3 separate regions of the Homo sapiens genome follow, and regions 1 and 2 are each linked to region 3. Evidence: chromatin loops called from intact Hi-C (ENCODE). Cell type or tissue: Calu3. All regions are shown on one strand.

What was found. Hi-C counts contacts between places; a loop is a spot of excess contacts. Peaks named below come from ENCODE experiments on the same cell type or tissue, not always from the same donor. Only the 100,000 strongest peaks of a DNase experiment are listed, where the experiment ranks them.
Region 1: a loop joins it to region 3, with 5 times the contacts of the local background. A loop is called at or near these places in 11 of 110 quality-filtered maps.
Region 2: it touches region 3 in a loop (5-fold over the local background); 3 of 110 quality-filtered maps call a loop at or near these places.

Annotation. Positions count from the first base shown.
Region 1 is chr2:137,463,904-137,471,903 of GRCh38, reverse strand. All of the region lies in intron 15 of THSD7B (thrombospondin type 1 domain containing 7B), which reads right to left. Among named protein-coding and RNA genes, the nearest start is that of HNMT, 500 kb to the left of the region's middle. In Calu3, no CTCF peak of the experiment used is centred here; a DNase peak (open chromatin) is centred at 4,443.
Region 2 is chr2:136,868,719-136,876,718 of GRCh38, reverse strand. All of the region lies in intron 1 of THSD7B (thrombospondin type 1 domain containing 7B), which reads right to left. Among named protein-coding and RNA genes, the nearest start is that of THSD7B, 110 kb to the right of the region's middle. In Calu3, no CTCF peak of the experiment used is centred here; no DNase peak of the experiment used is centred here.
Region 3 is chr2:137,656,444-137,664,443 of GRCh38, reverse strand. THSD7B (thrombospondin type 1 domain containing 7B) reads right to left here. Exons shown (of 28, transcript NM_001316349.2): 23 at 7,475-7,648; 24 at 7,284-7,379; 25 at 4,698-4,780; 26 at 869-1,061. Among named protein-coding and RNA genes, the nearest start is that of HNMT, 300 kb to the left of the region's middle. In Calu3, no CTCF peak of the experiment used is centred here; a DNase peak (open chromatin) is centred at 4,623.

The DNA of each region.
Region 1 (8,000 bases), 190 kb after region 3:
AAACAACAGAACAAGTTTCATTATAAATGGTCACCCGCAGTACTGCCTTTTGGCTTTTGCCCTCAGCACAGAAGAACATTTTCTGACCCTCGTCCAGCGACACCTTTCCCCACAGTGAAGAAGGTGCAGAGTCTAGGGGACATGCCACTGGGAGCCTGCACCTAAACCCCATTTCACAAGCCCTGGACCCCAAAGTTCTCCCCAAAATGGGTTTGAATTGCTTCGATGACTTGTGTGAGCCTCTTTTCTAGATTTATCCTCTTGAGGCTGGGGACTGCACCCTCTTCCCATGTGATGACCCCTAGACCTGAGGAGTAGGCATGGGGTCCTTGATGGCAGTGGACAGAACTTATACAAGTAGATTGGGGTTTCTGGGACAGAGTAGGAACAAACAAGCAGAAGTGCAAACCACAGTGTGAAGACGGGCTCTTCCTATGGCACCACGTGCCACCCCAGAACTTTGAGGATCACAAATTTGAATTTAGCTTTCTGGGTAGTTATGAAGGTGTATTTGTCAAGGCAGAAGGATAAAACGTATTTTATATAACAGTTTGTTGGCTTGTTTTATAACTTAACAATTTAAACATATGAAATGTGGATGTGTATTTGAATTCCCTCTCCAAATCACAGATATTAAGGGATGAGCCTGGCTTTTGATGTTTGTCTTAGAAATGGGAAGAGCTGGCCAGGTGCAGTGGCTTACACCTATAATTGCAGCACTTTGGGGGGCCGAGGCTGGTGGATCACCTGAGGTCAGGAGTTCAAGACCAGCCTGGACAACACAGCAAAACCCTGCCTCTATTAAAAATATAAAACATTAGCCAGGCGTGGTGGCAAGTGCCTGTAATCCCAGCTACTTGGGAGGCTGAGAGAGGAGAATCACTTGAACCTGGGAGGCAGAGGTTGCAGTGAGCTGAGATTGTGCCATTGCACTCCAGCCTGAGTGATGAAGTGAGACTCTGTCTCAAAAAAGAAAAAAAAAAAAAAAAAAAAGTAAAGAAAAATAAAGAAATAGGAAGGGCTGGTGGAAGAGGGAGGGAAGACAGTCATTATACTGGTATACTCTGTCTAAAGACTATAGACATTCTCAGATTCAGCTGAAGAGTGCCAGACATTCTGATTTTTAAAGGAATATTGGGAATCCAAATTTTAATGCAGAAAATTCTAATTTTAAAATCTTGACAACTAATTTTAAAAATTGACAGCTGGTAGCAAACACTGACTAGTCCAAATAATGTATTCTGTAGCTGAGAGCTGGCCAGAGGCCCACTAGCTTACAACGGTTTGGGCTTGAAGAAAATTTGCAACATCATGGAGTTTCCAGTGCTCTTCTTTCAGCATCCTTACTAGCATCGTGATTAATAATAATGGCTACCTATCATTACATGCCAGGTGTTATATTAAGATTTTTGAACATGCTATTTCAACAGCATTCATACTTCCCAGTGTTTTTTGTTTGTTTGTTTTCATCCACGGGAAAGCTGAGGAGCTCAACCACCCATTTCCACTTGTCCCGTCTCTTTTATAATAATTTGTAACAAGAAATCTGTTTATCCTTTTGCTCAGCAAGTATAGTAAGGACAAAGTATAAGGTCATGGATTAGAACATTTACCTGGTCTGTGAAGAGATTAAACCTTGGTGAAAATTGTTGTAATTAAGTGAGTTAATCTGCTTCCCATATTGATTCCAAGTCTGTAATTCAATAATAGGTTCTGGGAAAGTGAAACTTGAACCTTCTAAGCAATATGGGCATTGGGCATAAAACTCTTCTGCTTCTATGCCAATAAAGTGTCATCTCTCAATTACAACTTCTTTTATAGCTTTTCCATAACTCCTTCAAATAGTCTTCTAGATGGGCTATAAAGTAGTTAATCAGAGTAAATTAAAATTTGTACTTAGTACTAAAATGTAAATTAATTGTATGTTTTCCCCCAAATCTAACCATTTGAAACATCTGGTATGGATATTTTAGTGCTTCATTCACTCTAATGGTGATAATTTTAGCAAGTTATTAAAACTACTTCTCACTTCCCCATCATAGTAGTCCAAAAGATGCAGCTAATGTTTCAGCATTGAAGCATCTCTTACAAAGTCATTAGAGAAACAACCGGTGCTCTTTGGTTCATCACAAAGTAAAATAGAGCAGAACGTTATCACCTGTCCACTGCCCACCAGACAATGAAACCACTGTCCTTACTGTGAAAAAAGTTTAAAGTTTTCAAGAATCAAGGGCATTAAAAATTAATCTTTTCACTGCTAAGTTTTATACTTTTGCATATCAATTTCCCCCAGCTGTGATAGTTTCTTTTATAACATCTGCTGGAGAGGAGGGATGCAAAGTGATTGTATTTAAGCACAGCAATACTTATTTGATGATTAAGGCCAACAGAATTATGGGAATTTTGTGACACGTAAATGATATAAATTATATAAAAACTAAAAATGCTCATTTCTTTTAATTAAGAAATAAGTCAGGAAAGATTTTTCCGATGTTCTGAATAATGTGCATTACAAATGACTGATAATAATTCATGCAAAGAGGATCGCATATTGAATTCAGAATGTTCATATTTCACTTTTACATTACAAAACTATTTCTATTCAGTTTTCTTTCTCTTAGTACTTCGCTATCTCTATTTAGCGTTATGCAGCTAACTTGACTAATTTTTCTCGCCAGAATTATTCAGTGTTCTATTCAATTACCTTTCTGGTTTGATCTCTTAGACATGGGAGACTTAAATATTAATCCCTGTAATCCCAAGGGTGAGGAGCCAGAATCTAGACAGATCCAGATAGGTCTTACATTCAAACCAGTAAATGTTCTATTTTCATAAATTATTTTCCCTGGACTTTATTGAACTTGCCATTTGTTTCAGTTTCATATAGACATGGCCTAATCAACTACATAAAAACCAACATTTTAAAAGTTGACAAATACACAGAATTAGCAATTCAGTAGTCAATAAAAAGGTCCAATCTCTTTTGACCACACCGATACATTAAAAGGACTGAATCAAACTTTTCCCCTTTTACTCTCTTTCACAGGGCTTGATGCTTCCTGTCTGGTTTCTAGCTCTGACTGATGTAGAGGGTAATGTAAACACCATAAAGAATCCATAGGGAAGTTCATATAAGGCCAAAAACGGAATCTGAAAATAAAGTATCTAAATATACATGCTAACTATTTTCCAGTGACTCAATTTACTCAGAGAAAATAATGTAATATTTTCACTATGTCAAAAGTTCTACCCACCGCCCCCACCCCCACCCCCCACCCCTCCACACACACAAATCTATTTGCCTCTGAAGCTTTTATTTTTTCTTTTCTTTTTTGTTTGGAGGCACACAGACTTTCCCTCATGTGGTTCCAAGTGCTCAGCCCTTGGAGACTCATAATGGCGATAGAAGATAAGACACATGCCTTCTAGCATCTTCAAGTTTAGAGGACAAACCAGGAGAGACACATGCAAAACAGTAGAACAATAGCAAATAACTAGATGGGTATGTACATACTAAACCAAGCTTTAAGTGTTTGATGTCTCATTGCCTTGCACTTGCTAAGATTCTACCCTCACCTCTTCTGAATGTATCATCCCTCTGGGGCTTTTTAAACTTTTTATAGCAACTGTATATCTAAATCTAAATATATAAATCTCCTTAAATGACAATTTTCACTGGGATTTCTTTTCATAAATACAGGCTCTTATTTCACTTTCCTGCAAAATAATATGCAGCTCTACTTCTCCCTGCCAGCTGCTATTGTTACAAGCATTACTAAAAGGTGTTTCAACTTCAATAGTCTACAGAAGGTTTAACTTGGATCAAAACATTCTGGAGAAATCTATAGAAAATATTAGGCTTAGTTTTCTTCATTAGCATTCTTATGAGCACTCATTAATATGTGCATAATTTTACTATGCCTTTAAATCATTCATAAATAACCCAAAGAGGCTTACATAGTTACAGAGGTCAGAGAAAACAGAAGGAGAAACATGTGTTGTATGCATGTATTGCTTATCTGATTTGGGGTTTCCTTATTTATCATTTGAGTGAGGCATGAAGGTTGTTTACAGAAAATAGCTTGCAAGATAGAATCATCCCTTTGCCAAAAATGTAAGTGTCAAGGAAGAGCCCTGGTCAATGCAACTTGCATCCTCATAGAGAAAGTATTAGGCCAATTTTTCCATTGCAGATGAGACTTTCTGATATGTGACTTAAAACATTACTTAATTTTCCCATCTCAACATTTTATTTAAAATTAATTATACTTTTGTCAAATTAGGTATCAAAAAGAGAGTAACATTAAGTGTATATAGGGGACATTCTTATTTACTCCTCAACAAGCATTCCACCCTAGGTGATCAGCCTACGAAAAAACCTTCCCACTAGTTAATACACACTAGCATCTCAAAGTGTAATCTGCAGACCAGCAGCTTTGCCCTCATCTGGCAGCTGTTAGAATTGCAGGCTATCTCCTTTCCCCAGACCTACTCAATCACAATGTGCACTGAAACAACATCTGTCAGATGATTCACGTACATATTAAAGTCTGTGAAGTCCTGCCCTCCCACACCAGTATATAACAAATGTATTCCAGGTGTGACTGAGACATTGCTGTCACCACCCCACAGAGCCTAGGGTCTCAGATCGTTCACTGCTGCCTTAAGCAGTTCTGAACATGTATCCCAGTTCGTCAGACAAATATTATAGATTTCTATATGTGCCAAGAAGTTTAAGAAATAAAAGGTTGGAAACCACTTGTCTGAGCAAATCAAGCTCTTCCCAGGACTTCTTCCAATGAGTAGTTCACGAATGGACATACATGCAGCTTCAGTCAGTGAGGCATGAGGGAAAGGCTTCTGGGGGAGCTGGGGAGGCATTGGGAGAATTTTATTGTACTTAAGATTCCCAGAACAGCAACACTCTCTTATTCTTTTGGTCACTGCTGCTTCAGGAGGCTACTCTGCAAACTGCTGGGCCATTTTGCTAACAACCAGAGGATGAAGCCAACACTGAAGATGACAAAACAGACAGAGATGAAAAGAAGCTCTGTCTTTATGACATTGCTGAGCCACAGAGCCAACCTGCCCTGGAGTCTCCATAACCTCTGGACTTCTTGCTATATGAAGTAATGCATTTCCTTACTCTTCAAGCCCATTTTGGCTTAAGGTTTCTTTTAGTTGCAAATCATCCTAATAAAGAGGAGAAAGGGCAATTTTGCTGATTGCGTGCAAACTGGTTTCATGTATATTTGAAAAAGGTAAAGCAGCTCAGATGCCAAAGCATCTAGAGTAGGCGTGTCCAATCTTTTGGCTTCCCTGAGCCACATTGGAAGAAGAATTGTCTTGGGCCACACATAAAACACAGTAACACTAATGATAGCTGATAAGCTAAGAAAAAAAAATCATAAAAAAAAACCATCTCATAATGTTTTAAGAAAGTTTACATATTTGTGTTGGGCCACATTTAAAGCCGTCCTGGGCCACAGGCAGGCCATGGGTTGGACAAGCTTGATCCAGAGCATTATTATCAATACTTCACACTTTATGACCTCCCACTCAAAACTGGAATGCCAGTGCTCAATGGAAACTCATTGAGCAGTAGAGTAAAATAAGTGTGTGATGAATAAATGAAAGAACGAATGAATAATAGCACAAGTACACTGAGTTAAAGTCTTCCAAAATATTTACCGTTACCTTGAATTCCATTTTATTGTTACCACTTCTCTTTTTGAAAGCTACTGGGGCTTATGAACAAATTACTGTTTGCTACAAAATTCTCATCCATATTATAAACTTATATCATTTTACCCACCTGCATAATACTTGCAATGCTTTTAATTATATAGCATGAGGATACACATATAATATTTAATGAATAATGCAAAGGAAAATATATTTACCACCATATCGTGCCACTCCAAACCATGGGAACATGAAATACCTTATATTTTATTTTTCCACATATTCAGAGGAATATACACAGCCATCAGGTAAGGTCTTTCCCCACCTAAGCAATAGAAAGTTGTTGGAAGCTTCAGGTTCAGTTAAACCATCTTCCAAAAGAGATTACTTGCTCATGGTAAATGCCACTTGACATTAGTGGTTCAGAGAGTCATTGTCAGACGGCAATATTAGAGGATGAAGCCAGAGTGCTACTGGCTTGTTTGCCTCTAAGAACAATGAACATGTAGTACACACCCATGTTACTGATATGTCTTATTACACTTGCATTCATTAGGGTGGAAGATGTATTCAAAGTAGGAAAGAACAATGATGGACCAAGTGTCAGGACCCCTGTTCTAGTCAGTAATTAGGTGTCACATCACCGCTCTGAGTCCCAGTTACCTCATTGACAGAATGAAGGGGTTGCCTTAGACAGCAATTCTCAGTCTTATCTGCCCATTAGAATCACCTGGAGATTTATAAACATATAGACAGTTGGATCACATTACTAGATATTCTGATTTAATTGGTCCAGGAAGAGGAGCAGGGGTCATAAATCTCATGTAAATCTAATGTGCAGCCACGTTTGGCAACTAGTAGATTAGATATTTTTAGGCTTCTTCCCAACTTGAACTGTCTTTTATTCTAGTATTCAATTGTCCTGGAATGTCTTAGTTATGTTCAGCCAGGTACTCTTTTTTTTTTTTATGAATGGGGAATGCCATTGAAGGGGCTCACATCCCAGTCCCACCCTACTCTGCCTCCTGCTTACTCCTAGTTTCAGACAAACAAAACTATACTTGGTAGCAGTGGTAGAAAAAAGGATTAATATATGGCAGAGCACATAAAGGAGAAAAAAAAGGCTCCTTGTAGGATTGTTCTGAAGCCTTTGCATGTCCTTATTTCTCTCTCCTAAATTGGAACATGCTTTGGGCTCTACACCCAGATTTGCTCTTTGCAATAATCTTGATTCAACATCCACAAAGGATAAGGAATCAGTCTCAGGAGAGACCACATAAGATTGCAGAGAGAGATGATTATACACCTATTTTACTCCAAACACAAGCGACTGAACATACATATCTAATCGACCACTGGGCTATCATAAAGCATATTTTTATTGGAAATAAAATTTACTTCTGGTTTCAACATGGATAGCATAGACCACACACTATCCTCAGTAAAATAAATAAATAAATAAATAAATAATTTTTTAAACAGTCAATTGAGCAGCTCTTCAATATGGAGATAATACTAATAGCAACTTTTCACTGTGCTCTGGCCAAATTCCAACTACTGGAATCTGTATTTCTATGCCTAAGGGTTTCTTCCAGAACAGAAGACTGCTTATGCTTAGTACAAAGTGCAAAGACTTAACATTCCCTCCACCAGGGACTCTCAGAAATTTCCTTATGAATATTCCAGCTCCCTGGCCCTTCAGGTGAGATAAATCTGAGGCAAGTGTTTCGCACAGCCTCCCAGAGTTACCCACAAGCTTAAACTTCAGTGGCCACTATGGTACCTGGCTTAATAATGTGTCTCTCTTGGCTTCTTCTTCTCTTTGTAACACTTCCTACTCACTTTCCTAATGGTGTTGTCTGCACTTAATAATAAAAATCTTACTCCTGAATTCTGCACTCTTTCTGGAAGAACCCAACCTAAGATAACACTGTTAGCAGTTTTCAAGTCACTTGTGGGAACTGAGTAGTATATGTTTTGAGGGTTTTGGGGAGGGATAAACATTAAAACCAAAAAGTAAATGAGGAAATCATATTGTAATGTAATGTGAGAGACCCAACCAGATGCCCCTCTATCAATTATGATGGACCTAAAGGTTAAAAAAACAGTTATCTACAAGTTAGAGATTCAGGGTCCGGCTGGCATGACAAATATCTATATTCCTATGGTCTAAACCTCCTAACCATAGGAGCCATCAACCCTGATTTACAACCCAGACCTACAACTCTGATTACACAGAGGACCAGCCTTACAAACATCCTTTTCTGATAAGCTATTGCAGACTTTAAGCCAGTTTTAGTCAGCTTATAGAGGCT
Region 2 (8,000 bases), 790 kb after region 3:
CCCAATAGATGAGACATTTTTATGCACATACACACACATACACTAGATTATAGATATTTCACACTTATAATGTAAGTTCACATGCTTTAAGAAGCAACACAACAAAGAATGGACTGGAAATTATATCATGATATTTAAAGACTGCCTAAGTCTTTTGTCTCAATAGACATTCACTCCACTTCTACGGAATGGTGGACTGAAGCCAGGCTATTATATTCTCCAGACACATACACACCACACCACACAAATGGGTGGTTAATTCTGCATAATACAGATTTGATACAAAGATTTTAGTCTGGACATTTTTCAGAAGACATCATTGCCAATTATATATGCCATTGAGGCAGTTGAAATAAACCTAAATATTGCCCTCATAAAACAATATAGCTTCCTGGTGAATCCTACAAAGCAAATTAGTTTAAAAATATACCCCTGGGAAAGCAAATGAGTGGTCTTCTATATATAATGATAGATCAAAGTCAATGCCATGTCAGAGAGCTTTTGATAAAGATGATGACTGTGTTTGGCAGCGGTTGTTCCTAAGCTATTATTTCCAAAGTTAATAAAGTAATAGCTAGCAGGACCAGTTCTACACAGAGGCTACTTTTTTTCATGAAACAAAATCACCAGGGTATACAAGATGACTTTGTCCATTCTCACGGCCATTCAGCATATCTGAAAATATATTCAGATCACTACCATGAAAACTAAAGAGAAGGAGGGCCAAAAGCATATCTTCTCTACTCCAAATGGCTGTAGGTGGGAAGCTAAAAAGAGATTGAAAGGATTATGAGTTCAAATGAGATAGCACATGAGCCAGAATGACTGGCCAAGGAGTCATATGGAAAGATGTTGAATTTTGCATCTATCTTTGAATTTTAATTCCAAAGAAAGCCACATTAACATTGTCTTAGCACAGTTTGCTATAAGCCTTGGTTTTCTCTTAGGCTTCCTCAGCAGTCTAGAACACTGTATTAACTCTGCAAAGTGACCTAACTCCTTTAAGGTGCCTTCTATGATTACCCAAGCCAGGACCCAACAGCAGAAGATCCGGATAGAGTGGCTTGGAGAAACTACGGGGCTCCTGTGGTCCCCATAATCTGGCTATCACTAACAAGGCCTAGTGCCAATAAGAAACCAAAAACTGATCTTGACCAAAACAATCTGGAATACAGATCTTACACAATGATTAAAAGAATCTCAATTTTGGACTTTTACTCCTAAAAAATATGTGCTGCATGCTTTCTACTGAGCTGACGGAAAGTGCAGAATGGATTTCTTTCTTTCTTTATTTATTTTTTGACAGTCTCGCTCTGTCACTCAGGCTGGAGTGCAGTGGCACGATCTCGGCTCACTGTAGCCTCCTCCTCCCAGGTTCAAGCAATTCTCGTGTCTCAGCCTCCCGAGCAGCTGGGTCTACAGGTGCCCACCACCATGTCTGGCTAATTTTTGTATTTTTAGTAGAGACAGGGTTTCACCATTTTGGCCAGCCTGGTCTCAAACTCCTGGCCTCAGGTGATCAGCCTGCCATGGCCTCCCAATGTGCTGGGATCACAGACGTGAGCCACTGTGCCCAGCCCAGAATGGAGTTTGAACACAGGTGTGTCCTACTCCACTGAACCACGTTGCCTCTCTTCCCGAAATGCCTGGAATTCCCATTAAATTATTCCTTGGAAAGTATTGGGAGTCATTTTTGTATCTGTAACTTGGGAAGCTACACAAGAGTTCACCATAAACAAAATGAGAGGACAAGAAACAATTAGAGATTCCACTCCTCTGTTTGTAAAACACAAATGAAAAAAAAAATGCTATGACTATGATTACAAAAATACATTATGTGGGAGACATGTGCTACCCACGATGGCTTGAATAATTTATATCATGAAGGTCGTTGAGTTTCCAAATCTTCTTCTTTACTATATATCTTAGCATCCAAAATGTATTTGCAAGGTTAGCTCTAAACTGATGAATATTAAGAGAAATAAAAAACACAGTTTCTCCTTTTAGCCTCAGTTTTCTAATCAATGAAAGGCCATTGAGACTATAAAAAAAAGTGCCTCACACTTCATACGCATTTCATTTTCCCTTAAATGTATTCTTATCGTTGAAGCCCTTAAATATTTAAAAGGTGCAACATTTAAAAAATAAAATAAAGTAAAAATAGTTTCAATTTGCTTTCAGCCTAAAGAAACAGCAATGAGTGGGAGAAAAGGAAACTGTGATTATGCACATCTCCATAGCGCCATCTCATGGTAACTGTGCAGAGAAGATGGCTCAATAAAGATGGCCGATCAACGGGGCTATTGTCTGACTGCAATATTCTGCATCCCACTTTACCTTCCATAATGGCTTTACCATACGTTGCTGTATACAAGACAATGACCTAAACACTTCATTTAATGCTCACCACAGCCCTGCAAAGTAGTTATTCATATTATGCCCCACTTTAGAGATAAGAAAACTGAGGCATGGTCCATCAAGCAACAACCTGAAGTCCCAAAGATAGTCGGTTGTTTCCAAGTGACCTCAATGATCTCCCACTGAAGCAAGAGAGACTAGTGTTGTAAGTCAATATCAACACAAGCATTTTTTCATGTCTCTGATAATGTAGATCCTTTATAGCCTGATGTAGGTTCTCTTAGCATCTGTACAAGCCAATTTATATCAAATAATTTCACTTAATCGTCACAATGAGCAATTATTCCTATTTTTAGATGCAAAAGAGATTGATCCCTAAGGGTGTTAAATCAATATTCCAAGGCCATCTCAGCAAACAAGTGTCAAGCTGGGTCACAAAACAGTCCTGACGCCACAACCCATTCTGTTTACATCATGCCTTGTGAACCCTGGCAGTGCACGACCTTGGAGCCTGAGGTTCCTCATCCACAAAATGAGGAGGACAGTCATTGATAACCCTTAGGAATGAAGGATGCTACAGAAGCATGTATATAAAGTGTATAGATGAGTGCCTGACAGTGTACACTGACAGCTCACTAAAGGGTTGTCATTATTACTATTGTCATTGTTTTCTCAAAAGTCAGAACTCCACTCCAGCAATATTTAAGGAACAGTTTGAATGCAATCCTGCCCTGCAGCAAAATAGTGGAAGATGATTTTTCAACTTTCCAATCTTGTGACTTTGTGCCATATTTCTGAAGAGCTAAAAAGCACTCTGTACCAAGAACTCCATTAAAGATTCACACTGACCCTGCGAAGGAAAAAACAGGTATTATCATCTCTATTTTATGAGAGAACAACCTCCGGCCTTGCAATGACATGATGTTTAGTAACTTGTTCAGGCCTTTGAACCACCAGCCTCTTCCTCTCTGCACCTCACTCTGCAGACCTCAGCATGACACTCTGCAGGTAACTGAAGAATCCTAAACGGTGTGAAATGTAAGAATGTGGCATGGGAATGCATACCATAAAAGTATACAATCACATGTGTCTTTGGTTTGCTATATTATAATTGCAATAGCTTGGTGTCATGTAATGAAGTCACAGAAAATTTCGCAAAAAGTCCTCACAAATATGTTTCCTACCTCTTAACAAACTTTTGCCACTGGACATAACAGATAAAAAGAGGGATTGAAATAGGTTTTCTGAAACCTTCAAAAACATAATTTGGTATCCGGGTATCTGTGACAAACATTGCTATATTCTCCCTTTCTTCTTTTTTTTTTTTTTTTTTTTTTTTAGATGGAGTCTTGCTCTGTCACCCAGGCTGGAGTGCAGTGGCGCGATCTCGGCTCACTGCAAACTATCTCCCAGGTTGAAGCAATTTAGCAGTTATGCAACCCTATGGTAAATAGCTTTAAAATTCCCCCTACTTTATAAATCCAAGTAGCTGGGATTACAGGTGCCTGCCACCATGCCTGGCTTTTTTTTTTTTTTTTTTTTTTTTGTATTTTCAGTAAAGACAGAGTTTCATCATCTTGGCCAGGTAGATCTTGAACCCCTGACCTCATGATCCACCTGCCTTGGCCTCCCAATCTCCTTTTCTTCTAAAACTACTATTCTTTAAAGTGTCCACTTGTCAAGGAATGAAGGGAGAGAGAAGAGAGAGGAGAGAGAGAAAAGAAAGAAAGAAAAGAAAGAGAAAGAAGAAAGAAAAAGGAAGAAAGAAAGAAAGAAAAAGAAAGAGAAAGAAGAAAAGAAAAGGAAAAGAAAAGAAAAAGAGAAAAGAAAAGAAAAAATAAAAGATCACGTTCTCAGATTTTTATGTAGCTAGGGCTGCCATGTGACTCAGTTCTGGCCAAAGATTAGGAGGCAGAAGTATCAAGGGTATGGAGAGTTCCCTTATCCAATAAAAATATAAAGTCCCCCCCACCCCCCCGAAAAAAGTATGGTCTTTCGCCATTTATCTCTTTCCCATAGATCACAGAGGCAACACCTGGAGTCGCCAGAGCCTGCTTGAAGCCATGGGGATATGTGCCACCTACTAAGGAAGACAGAATGGAGAACAGAGGAAACCTGAGGCTCAGACACCATCACAGAGCTGCAGCCACTGTCTGAATTGTCAACTTCTGGACTTCCTGTTTTGTGAGCAAATAAACCACTTTGTTTTTAAGCCATGTTTTTGTGTGCCTTCTGCTACATGAGCTGTAAGTCCCACAGTATCTATGTCACTAAATACAGTAGGTCTATTTATAAACATCTATGTATGTTGATGTATGTTGTATGAGTGTGCCTCTAACATCCTGCTGAACGTGAACATAGGAGAAACCAATATGGGGAATAAAACAAACTCACCTTCATAGAAACAGGATTAATACATGAGAAGTAGAGTAATTGCATCTGTTGTCATTTTTCATGTGTCATTTCAGTGAAGAAAGGGGTGCTTCATTTATGATGGCAATTGCATAGAAGGAAGTTCTGTAAGTGGATTTGTTCTCACTGAGGGCTCTGACACAGCTTATACCAAGAAAAGTAGTAATTACTCTGATAAGCTGCCTCAGCTTCCCCAATGAGAATGAATCTGTTCATACAGAGTCCAAAGTAAGAACTTACTTATGCGGCTTCTTTCTACACAGTTGCCAGGCCCTACCTGATTCTGAAGGTATCATGGATACATTCTTATAATTTCAGAACTGCCTTGTCATCATTTCATGGAAAATCACCTTCTCTGATTACCTCATGGGATCATCTCTTTATCACCCCCTAACATTTCTGGTTGTTGCCCAAATGTTCCCTTACTCCCTCTTTCTTCATCACTTTCTTCCCTTGGGACAGAGACATCAAACTCTCCTCAATTTGTCTTATTTCTCTCAGGCTATTTATTTTCAGCCTCCATTTCTGGTATGTCTTTCTCATTTTAACCTCTAGATGGGTGTGGCTCTGACTCTGTCCTCAGACTCCTCTTCTCTAGCTTTGCTCACTCTCCAGGTGATCTGACTTAGTCCCATGGTGGAATAATAAACTCCACAATTCATTATTTCTACTTCTCTGTATCTATTCCCCTATCTTCAACCTGACTTCGCCCCTGAACTCACACCTTACCACTGAACATCTGCATTTGGATGGGCACACACATGTAACATACAAAATAAATGGAGCTTGATTACCCTACAGAGCCCACAGACCGGATCTCCCCGACAGTGTCACACTTCACCAGACCAGAAGCCCAGGAGTCATCCTGAAATCCTTCTTTGTCGCATCGAAAAATCAATCCATCTGCAAATCTAGTTGACAGCACCTACCTTTGCAATCTATCCAGTATCAAGCCACTCCCCTCCTAATGCAAGACACCAATTCTCCCCAGAGCTGCTAACAGCCTCCTGCCTGGCTTTTCTGCTTCCACCCTTGCTTTCCTTCTATGCATTCCTCACAGAAAATCCAGAGTAATCTTTAGGAAGGAAAAAATATACTTTCCTCTACAAAATCCTCTAGTGGCTTTCAATCACAGGATAAAATCTAAGACTCTGCTAGTTGAACTTTACCTCTTCTCCTTCCTCCTTTCTCACCAGTCTCCATTCACTCCTGTGCCCCAGACACACTGGCCTCTTTCTTGTTCCTCAAGCATGCACCTTCTTAACGTCCTTGCACTGCCATTCCTTCCTATTCACGTGACCTGCTTCCTCACTTCATTGTGCAGCAAAGGCCTTCCCAGACCCCCGTCTCTTCAGCACAACTGAGATGACTCTGTCCCTAGATGTTTAGTTTGTTGTTTGTTGGTAACACTTACAACAGCTCAATAACTGATAATTTAGTGTACTTAAAATTGGCATATTGGTTTATGTTCCTGTCCTCTAGTATTATCTAAGTACTTTATCTTGTTCAGTGTTATATGTCCAGTTCCTAGTATATTGCCTGGGAAACAGATATTCAACAAAGATTTGCTCAATGGATCCATGGACTATTGAGTCAACTTTTAAATAATTTTTTCGAGGAAGTTTTCTTAATCTTGGACCATAACTTCAGTGAAGAAGCTTTAGCATATGATGGGAGAAATATGGATAGAAAAATCCAACTACTGAAAAATTAGGCTATTTTAAAACATTTTGAGAAATTATTCATAAAATACCAACATTTGGAAGGTATGCATACATACAAACACACAGGTAATGATATCTTACCCAACACACAGAACTATCTGCTGCCACCTAAAATACAGGCACAAATGCTGACACTTTTTTTTTTTTTTTTTTGAGACGGAGTCTCGCTCTTTCGCCCAGCCCGGAGTGCAGTGGTGTGATCTCAGCTCACTGCAACATCTGCCTTCCAGTTTCAAGTGATTCTCCTGCCTCAGCCTCCTGAGTAGCTTGGATTACAGGCACGTGCCACCATGCCTGGCTAATTTTTGTATTTTTAGTATAGATGGAGTTTCACCATATTGGCCATGCCAGGCTCAAACTCCTGACCTCATGATCTTTCCGCCTTGGCCTCCCAAAGTGCTGGGATTACAGGCGTGAGCCACCGTGCCCAGCCGCTGACACTCATTTTTAAAAGAATCATATTTCCAAGTGTCTTAGATGAACAAATTATTGTTTACATTTTTAAAGCACAAAATGGCTCCCAAGCACAAAGCATTATGACTCTTGTGGGAAAGGAATGAAATTATGGAATCAAAGAAAACAAACTTCACTTAAAGAGAATGGTTTCTATAAGGTATGATTTTTTTACTTCTTATGGTAGGACCGTTTTACATTATTATTCAACAACGACTGTTATCGTTAATTAATACTGCTGTGCTTCAATAAAAGATGTTGTCAGGTTCTAAATCCTTGCATTTAAGGTGGAAAATCATTGATTAAAATGTGTATTTGGCATTTTCACTTTAATGGCTACTAAAATTTATTTAGTTTACAGACAAATGGAAATTATTTAAATTGAGAACAGCAGTAGGTTATCTCTTAAATAGCATTTAAATTAAGTTTTGCACAGGGAAAAGGTAAATTTTATAACTTTAGGAATGTCTCTTGGTTTGAGTCTCTGAATTATCTGTTTTGTGCTTAGTAAAGTTAATTCAGAAGTTACGCAACCCTACGGTAAATAGCTTTAAAATTCCACCTACTTTATAAATACATTACGAATATCCCACTCCACCACCCCTAAAGATCAGAACAGAAGAAGTTCTAAATTGCCTATACTTTAAATCTACTCAAGTGGAGAACTTTTTTTACAAATTATAAAAAAAGGAAGTTAAATCATTTAATAGAAATAATATCAAAAAACATAACCTAGTCACTAAAGAAAAAATAAAATCTATATAATCTGTTGTTTGGAGGAGTTTAGGTTAATTATAAAAAGAAAATACGTTCCATTTGAAAACCTTACCTTCTAGAAAAAGTAATAAAATTGACACAATTACCTTCTGTAGATATTTTAAGAAATAAAATAGATACCTGAGAAAGTCAGTCTGTAGTCCATTCTGCTTGAAGGTACAGGAAAGAATGTGATAACCTCTTTTCACCAAATTTACACACACACATACACACATATATGTGAATGTTGTCGAGAAAGAGAGATTTTATGTAGGCTGACATTTAACGGTTACTCTA
Region 3 (8,000 bases):
AATACCACTAGATTGGGTTTATAGATGAGAAAACTGAGGTCCAGAGAAGTTAAGAAACTATACATAATCACAAAACAGGTGTGTGTAAGCCATGGGTCCAGTAAGGTCTAACTTTGAAACTGATACTCTTTACCTTTTCACTAGTATTTCTTGAAGCAAATAGGATCTCTGGACATTTCTTATAAGTTCTTGAGGTTCTATTCCAATTTTGTCATTTTAGTTATATATACAAATTCAGTTATAAGAGTAGATCATTTTTCAGAGATAATTTAGGATTGAAAGATATTTTCAGGCCGGGTGCAGTGGCTCATGCCTGTAATCCCAGCACTTTGGGAGGCCAAGGCGGGAGGGTCATTTGAAGTCAGGAGTTCAAGACCAGCCTGGCCAACATGGCGAAACTCATCTCTACTAAAAATACAAAAAAATTAGTCAGGTGTGGTGGCAGGCACCTGTAATCCCAGCTACTCTGGAGGCTATGGCAGGAGAATCGCTTGAACCTGGGAGGTGGAGGTCGCAGTAAGCCGAGATCACACCACTGGACTGCAGCCTGGGCGACAGAGTGAAATTCTCTCCCCGACCCAAGAAAAAAGAAAGATTTTTCAAAGAATATTATTTTTGTTACTTAACCCACTGTTTCTTAGACTGAGGTTGAGAGACTTACGTTCAACCATTCATGAAAACACTGTACACTTAAAGGGACTCATATATCATGTAATATTCAAATCTGAGAAACCCTGAATTATGCCTTACTGCCTCTTTCTTCTCTCCTCTTTTCCTCCTTCCCTCCATTCTTTCCATCATGAGAAGTGGTCAAAATATAGACCTCCCATGAGAAAATTTTCATTTCTTACTCACAACTGAAACTCACCTGGATCAAGTGGTTGAAGAGACCATCCTTTAAAAATATCATGTATTTTTGAATTCACAGGTCTGTTTTTCCCAGAAAGGTTTTTCACATCAGCTTTTTTATCCTCTGAGCCTGGTACTTTCATGCAGTAATCCAGGAAACCATTTGATTTCATTATCTCTGTATAGCCCTTCTCACAACCACAGACTCCACCCTACAGCATAAAGAATATTTTTATGGTTACACAGTGAGTTGAACAGGTGAATGAATAAAAATATAATGTTAAAATCACTTAATATTTGCACTATACATCATGGCAATGTAGGGTTTGGGGCAACTGACTTACCAGTGACATGAAAATCAAATACATAGTTCATCTTTTTAAATTCCAAAGTCAGCTCTTAAATCAAATGTTAGGTTTTTCAAATGTGTTTACAATTCTGACACCTGCCAAATATTAAACCATAGTTCTTTGTGAATAAAGTTAATTAACTATGCTTTTCCTCTCTCTTTTTGTCTTTTTTTTTTTTTTTAGATGGAGTTTCACTCTGTTGCTGATGCTGGAGTACAATGGCACAATCTCAGCTCATTGTAATCTCCGCCTCCCAGGTTCAAGCACTTCTCCTGTCTCAGCCTTCCGAGTAGCTGGGATTATAGGCACCCGCCATCACACCTGGCTAATTTTGTCTTTTTTTTGTTCTTTTAATAGAAACAGGGTTTCACCATGTTGGCCAGGCTGGTCTTAAACTCCTGACCTCAGGTAATCTTCCCACCTCGGCTTCCCAAAGTGCTGGGATTACAGGTGTGAGCCACCATGTCTGGCCATCTTTTCCTCTCTTATGGAGATGTTTATGGCATTTAATCAAATTATCTTCAACTCTTATCTCCATTTGTTTCAGATCCTTGCCTAGTTGCTCCAACCCACCCTTCTTACTGAGAAGCAAAGCAACAGGGATTATGTACATATCTTCTTTGAATTAAGTGTTCTTGCTATCACAGCCGCGAAATCCCTCCATCACCTTTTACCATTGACCACTAAATGTTAGAGTAGGTAGCTAAGAAGACATAAGCAGGGCAGGAGAAGGGTCCCCCACCAGGAATGTCAGGCAACCATCAGGTGATGGTTAGGCAGCTGTTAAACTGTCTCTCTAAAATAATAATTGGTTGCAGCGAGCACGAGGGAAAGGCAGTCTCCCAAAAGATAGAAAACACCTGGCCGGGCGCTGTGGCTCACGCCTGTAATCCCAGCACTTTGGGAGGCCAAGGCGGGTGGATCACAAGGTCAGGAGATCGAGACCATCCTGGCTAACGTGGTGAAACCTGTCTCTACCAAAAATACAAAAAAAAAAAAAAAGAAAAAAAAAAAATTAGCCGGGCGTCGTGGCGGGCATCTGTAGTCCTAGCTACTTGGGAGGCTGAGGCAGGAGAATGGCGTGAACCCAGGAGGCGGTGGTTGCAGTGAGCCAAGATCATGCCACTGCACTCCAGCCTGGGTGGACTGAGCAAGACTCCATCTCAAAAAAAAAAAAAAAAAGAAAAAAGAAAACACCTGAAGCTGGTGATCAGTAGCTTCCTAATAAAATCTCAGGAGCTGGGCAAATGGGCTCAACCGTGCTCACTAAGAGGCAAAATGGAGGAGTTTAACTGGTATATGATCTTCCTCTAGGAACACACAACTTGTAAGGGAAAAATGCCTAAAGTGAGCATGTGTACAACTTCAGTAAACACGCTGTGCATGCGGCCCCTCCCAAGTCCTGGCAGGCCACTGTGGATGGCCACTATGCATGTGGATGGCGCACCCTAAGGGAAGAATCGGGGGAGAGGGAAAACGACCTCTACCCCTGAAGCATGCCAACATATAAAACCCAAGTCAAAGGTCAAAGAGGGCACTTGGCCTTCTTCCAAGTGTACTTTACTTCCTTTCTTTCCTGCTCTGAAACTTTTTAATAAACTTTCACTCTTGTTCAAATACTTGCCTCAGTACAAGCATAAGTACATTCTGCCTTATGCCCCTCAGATGAATTATTTCCTCGGAGGAGGCAAGAGTCAAATTGCCGCAGACCTGTATGGATTCGCTGCTGCTGACATAACCATGTCAAACTACGTCTCTGCTTGTAGGCTTACTTCTGCACTCAAGGAGGGCAGCCTTACATGGGAGATAAAAGACTTCACCAAAGACGCATGCTCAAGAGAAATATACCTATGCCTATCTGAGTTACTCCTTCCTTGTAATAACTCGAGTGTCACCCCACATCACATCTCTAGTTGGCATTGTGACAATGGGTCTTTTATATTAGTCTGTAAATTTCTGGTCATTTTTAAGTACAATGAATGTCACCAAGAAGCAGATTATTATGAGACATGATGGATGAAGATTCCTATCTGTCTCTGGAAGTGAACTTGAAAATAACTGCTCTTCCTCCAGCAAGTATACAGACAATAGAGAAGAGTGGAAGAGAATAAGCATAAGATTATGAATCTCTATGACTTCGCTCTTATGGCTCCTTACCTAAAGCTATTTATCTAGCATTTTCTGAACAGACCTTAGCTTCACATAGCTACTCATGCCAATCCTCATCAACCAGTTAACTTTATTTAGGTCATCAATTATTGACTGAACACATGATTTTGAGGAGAAACAGATACTAAAAGTAAACAAAGCACCTCAATCTTCTACAAAAGAAAAAAAGTAAGAGCACATGTTATAGTTAACAGCCTATAGTTTAGTTCAGGTTGCATTCATATAATAATAACATAAATATGATATTTTCAGTTGGTTTTAATTGAAAGTATCACAAAATGATATCTTCATATCACAGTGGAGATATCTAAGCAAATTTGTATGTGCTTAGCTATTGAAGCCATATTCTCAAGATGCATCTCTATTTTTAGCATGAGATAAAACTTGTAACCAGTCAGTCATATGTTCAAGAGTTCAAGGAAAAAAGTATTTTCTGTTTAATTAAAGAGGACATCCAGAGAGTTGGTGAAAAGCTACAATTTCTACTTTTTAAACATCATTAACCCAAATGGAGTTGTTCCTGAACTTCCCCTCTTTTCCTTCTATTCCCCTCTGCAAGCTGACCCACTGTCTTTTCTGTGGTAAAGAATTAACCCATCTTGATTTGTAAGGCCAATAATAGGACTGAGTACTTGAATTATTTTTAATCAAATCACTTTTAGAATAGGCATACTATAAGAAAAAGCTTGTTTCTTTAAAAAATGTAGTATAGTTTTTAAGAATTATAGTGCACTGCACACCATGAGTGCCATTGATTAGAATACATTACATGTTTTACATTAATTCCTGAGTTGTGGTAGATGGGAGTTATAGGAGAAAAAGCACAAATAAATTTCTGCTTTGAAAAAAAAATACATGCATAACCGCCACCCCATACACATATTTTTTTCAACCATAGTCACATATTCAGTTTATTTAAAATAAACTAAAAATGTACTCACTCAACAGTAATCATAGTGTAATACAATTTGCATAATAACTTTAGCAAATATGAACATTTATAGTATCTTTCAAAATAGTTGAGGCGTATAAAAGGTTAAGAAGAGAAGACATAAGTCAACTGAGAATACTTACTGGTAAATAGAGCTAACATAAATTAGGTATTTGAAAGATAGATTTGGCTAAAGACAGATTTATAGAAAAACACTGTTAATACATGGTCCTGACGAGAAATTCTTTATAACTGGGATTACTCCTGCAAATGCCTCTAGATGGTATCATGGGCACGTGGAACTGCTGCTTGGGCTGCAGCCGGCAGGAGAACATCTGATTGCATGTGTAAAACACAGCAATTAATGCACTTATAGAAGACTCCAGCACATGACTCACCTGTGTACAGTAGGAGAAAGGTTTTCTGCAGGCTGGAATGCACTGCCGAATGGCAGCAGGACGGGCCTGAGGGGAGCAGCCTCCTGCAAAGGAAATTCCACCATCATTTGCAGATTTCTCTATTAGATATTTCTAATTTTTTGGTATTTTTTTTTAACCTGTGCCACCGGCCTCTTTGCAACAGTATTATTATTTTTGAAAAATCTATTTGCCAACATTGTGGTCCAAGCCTATTTTATTGATTACTCTAAAATGAATTGAGATGGGAGGCTCTTCTAACAGAGGCTATTTGCAGTAGAGTTTTTATACTGTTTATTGGCGATGTGATTCTATCATACGGCTATGCTTGAGCACAAAGTCTATGTGAGCCAGAATCTGTAGAAGAATTGATAAAATCTAAATTTAAACTCAGGAGCAGAAAACATATCTGCTGGAATACTCCTTCTACATATATACTGCTTCAGCTCCTGAGCACCCAGGTAGGCACTAGGCCGATTTCAACAACCCAGGAAATGCTAAAAGAATGCCATGAATGAATTCATGGGACCATGGTATCAAATATGTTGGTAGTATTTTTAAATGTAAGTCAACTGGAATACATGCACACAGAGTCACGTATAAACACATTCTTAAGAGCAAGCACCGAAGCTCTAGGAGAGACAATCAAACATCTGACACAGTACTTGTTCCTGCTCCGTACATATTTTTGAATAAATGGATGAGACAATGTATGTCTCTGTAACTGGAAAATCATTTACATACTAGTCTTACTTTGCTAAATTCAAGATAGTAAAAGAGACATGAGACAAAGCCTAGAGAAAATTTGACAAAGCACCATTTATATAGTACTGGTTGCATTGAAAGGTTCTAGCGTTTGGATAAGTACAATTGTCAACCCATTATAGTTTATAGTTTTGTAGCTAGCAAAAAGCTCTGGGCCTAAGGCAGAGTAGCGAACAGTCAGACCTACATTGTCCCTGGGAATGAAGCAGCTAAATTCTCACTGTGACTTGAAAAATAACACAAAGAATCCACACAGAAATTTTTAAAAAGCAAAATTCACAGTCCAGAATTAGCATCTAGGTGTGAAATTGATAATTTCGGTGTTAGTGGCAATAACCACACAGTCCTATTTCTACCAACTGTGTTGGTGCTGGCAGGGGGAGGGTTTCCGTTCTTTCAACCAGGGATCTCCACAGCAGGCGTACTTCAGTGGGAGGAGGGCTCTTGGGAATAGGAAAGAAAATCTTGGAATTTACATAGGTTATAGAACATATTTTTTAATTCTAAGAATTAAATTAAGCTTTAATAATATTTGTCAGATGATACTGATGACCTGAGCTTCTTCATCAGATGATTACATGTTATACACTGTGCCTGAGGAATTCCGTGCAGAGAATTGATAGCAAAGCTCCTACCAGTACGTTAACTCTCAGTGTATTGCAGAGTATGATGCCTTCTGTGTTCCTGACTAGGGAGACTTAGAGTATATTTAGTTTTAACAACTTACAAAAAAGATAAGTAGCTTAAAGTAAATTATTTTGTGGATAAACTTTAAATTAAAAAGAATACCAATAGTGCAAGAGCAAGTAAACAAGAAAAAGGAGGAGCTGACAATACTTCTATTCCTATAGGCATTTCAGCTCTTGCACAAGCTCTCTGTAAACGATAGTACTAAGTAAAAATAATGACAATTTAATTTGCTGACAAGAAAGCATTTAAAAATCTCAAAAATTGGCCGGGCGTGGTGGCTCACGCCTGTAATCCCAGCACTTTGGGAGGCCGAGGCGGGCAGATTATGAGGTCAAGAGATCGAGACCATCCTGGCCAACATGGTGAAACCCTGTCTGTACTAAACACAAAAATTAGCTGGGCGTGGTGGCGTGTGCCTGCAGTCCCAACTACTCAGGAAGCTGAGACAAGAGAATCACTCAAACCAGGGAGGCAGAGGTTGCAGTGAGCCAAAATTGTGTCACTGCACTTCAGCCTGCTAAATGGTATCTGCCATCATGAATGAGGGACCTCTTGCTCAGTCTATATTTAGATATTAAGTAATAATCATGACTCACAAAATATTCAAAAACTAAGCTGCTAGTACATGAATACAAATACCTGTAATTTACATCATAAAAGCTTTCTGCATCATTAACATACAGAATATTTTAATTTTTAAATTTTGTCTTTATTAACCTCTTTAGTTTCAACTTCTGAGTATGTTTTATGTCAGGTGAGTACTGCACACACACATGCTAAGATATGTCCTTTGAAACGTTTTATTGAGAAGGGACATGATTTAAAATTTTACTAGCATCTGTCTTTTTCAGTCTTTATCTCAGATCATGATATTTAAGGACATTTTATTGCATTTCAGCTTATTTCTTTAAGTTGTTTGATATTTTTATAGGTCTTAAAATTGAATTGCTTTCTTTCTAAGATGCAAACGTCTAATGAAAATTTGTAATAAAATTCATCTAAGCTACCTGCCCAAGTCACCCCTTGTTTATAATTTGTAAGCTAATTCTTCTCACAAATAACAACACTCAGGGGTGTTTGTGAAGTGCCCACATGAGTCTTAGGCAGGAATACCTGTGACATTAACGCCATCTGAACGCTGGCACCATACAGTTCGTTCGTTATTGTTCCAAAGACTTGCTTTCCATGTGTAGTGATAACATTTGCCTCCTGTAAGTAAATATGATAATAGCAGTTCTATTACACCTCACTTAGAATAAGCATTGATCAATGAAGGCTAAAGAACTGAAAAGTGCTCTTGGTACCTGTACAAGGGCGTGTTTCTAGAACCTGTTGGGGGCAGCTGTCTTGGTTCTCAAAAGACTGAATTATAAAAGTCCTTGATCTAGACTGGCGGCCCACAGTCTCAAAGCTTCTTCCATCAATGCAGGTTAATTCACATGTGCTCCACTCTGACCATTCTGTTAAATGGCAGTCTCCTGGACAGTCATGCAGTACAGGGTGGAGAAAACAGCATGAAAAGTGGCACTGGACAACATTTGCATGGGCAGGGCTCACACAGAGATTTGCAGTGATACATGCAGTTCCTGATACTACACATTCTATATTGATCAATTTTCCAATCAGAATGTACTAAGAATGATGAAGTAATTTATAGTTTAATCTTGTTTAACAAGAAAGTGCCAAAAACTAGATTGTTATTACTTTGCTTCAAATTGTAGTAGTCACATCTAGAAAATATTATGTATCTGCTAGTGTTAATAAAACTTTTAAAAGAGAGATATAAAGATTATGGTAACTCAGTGTTCAAAGATCAGAATAACATCATAA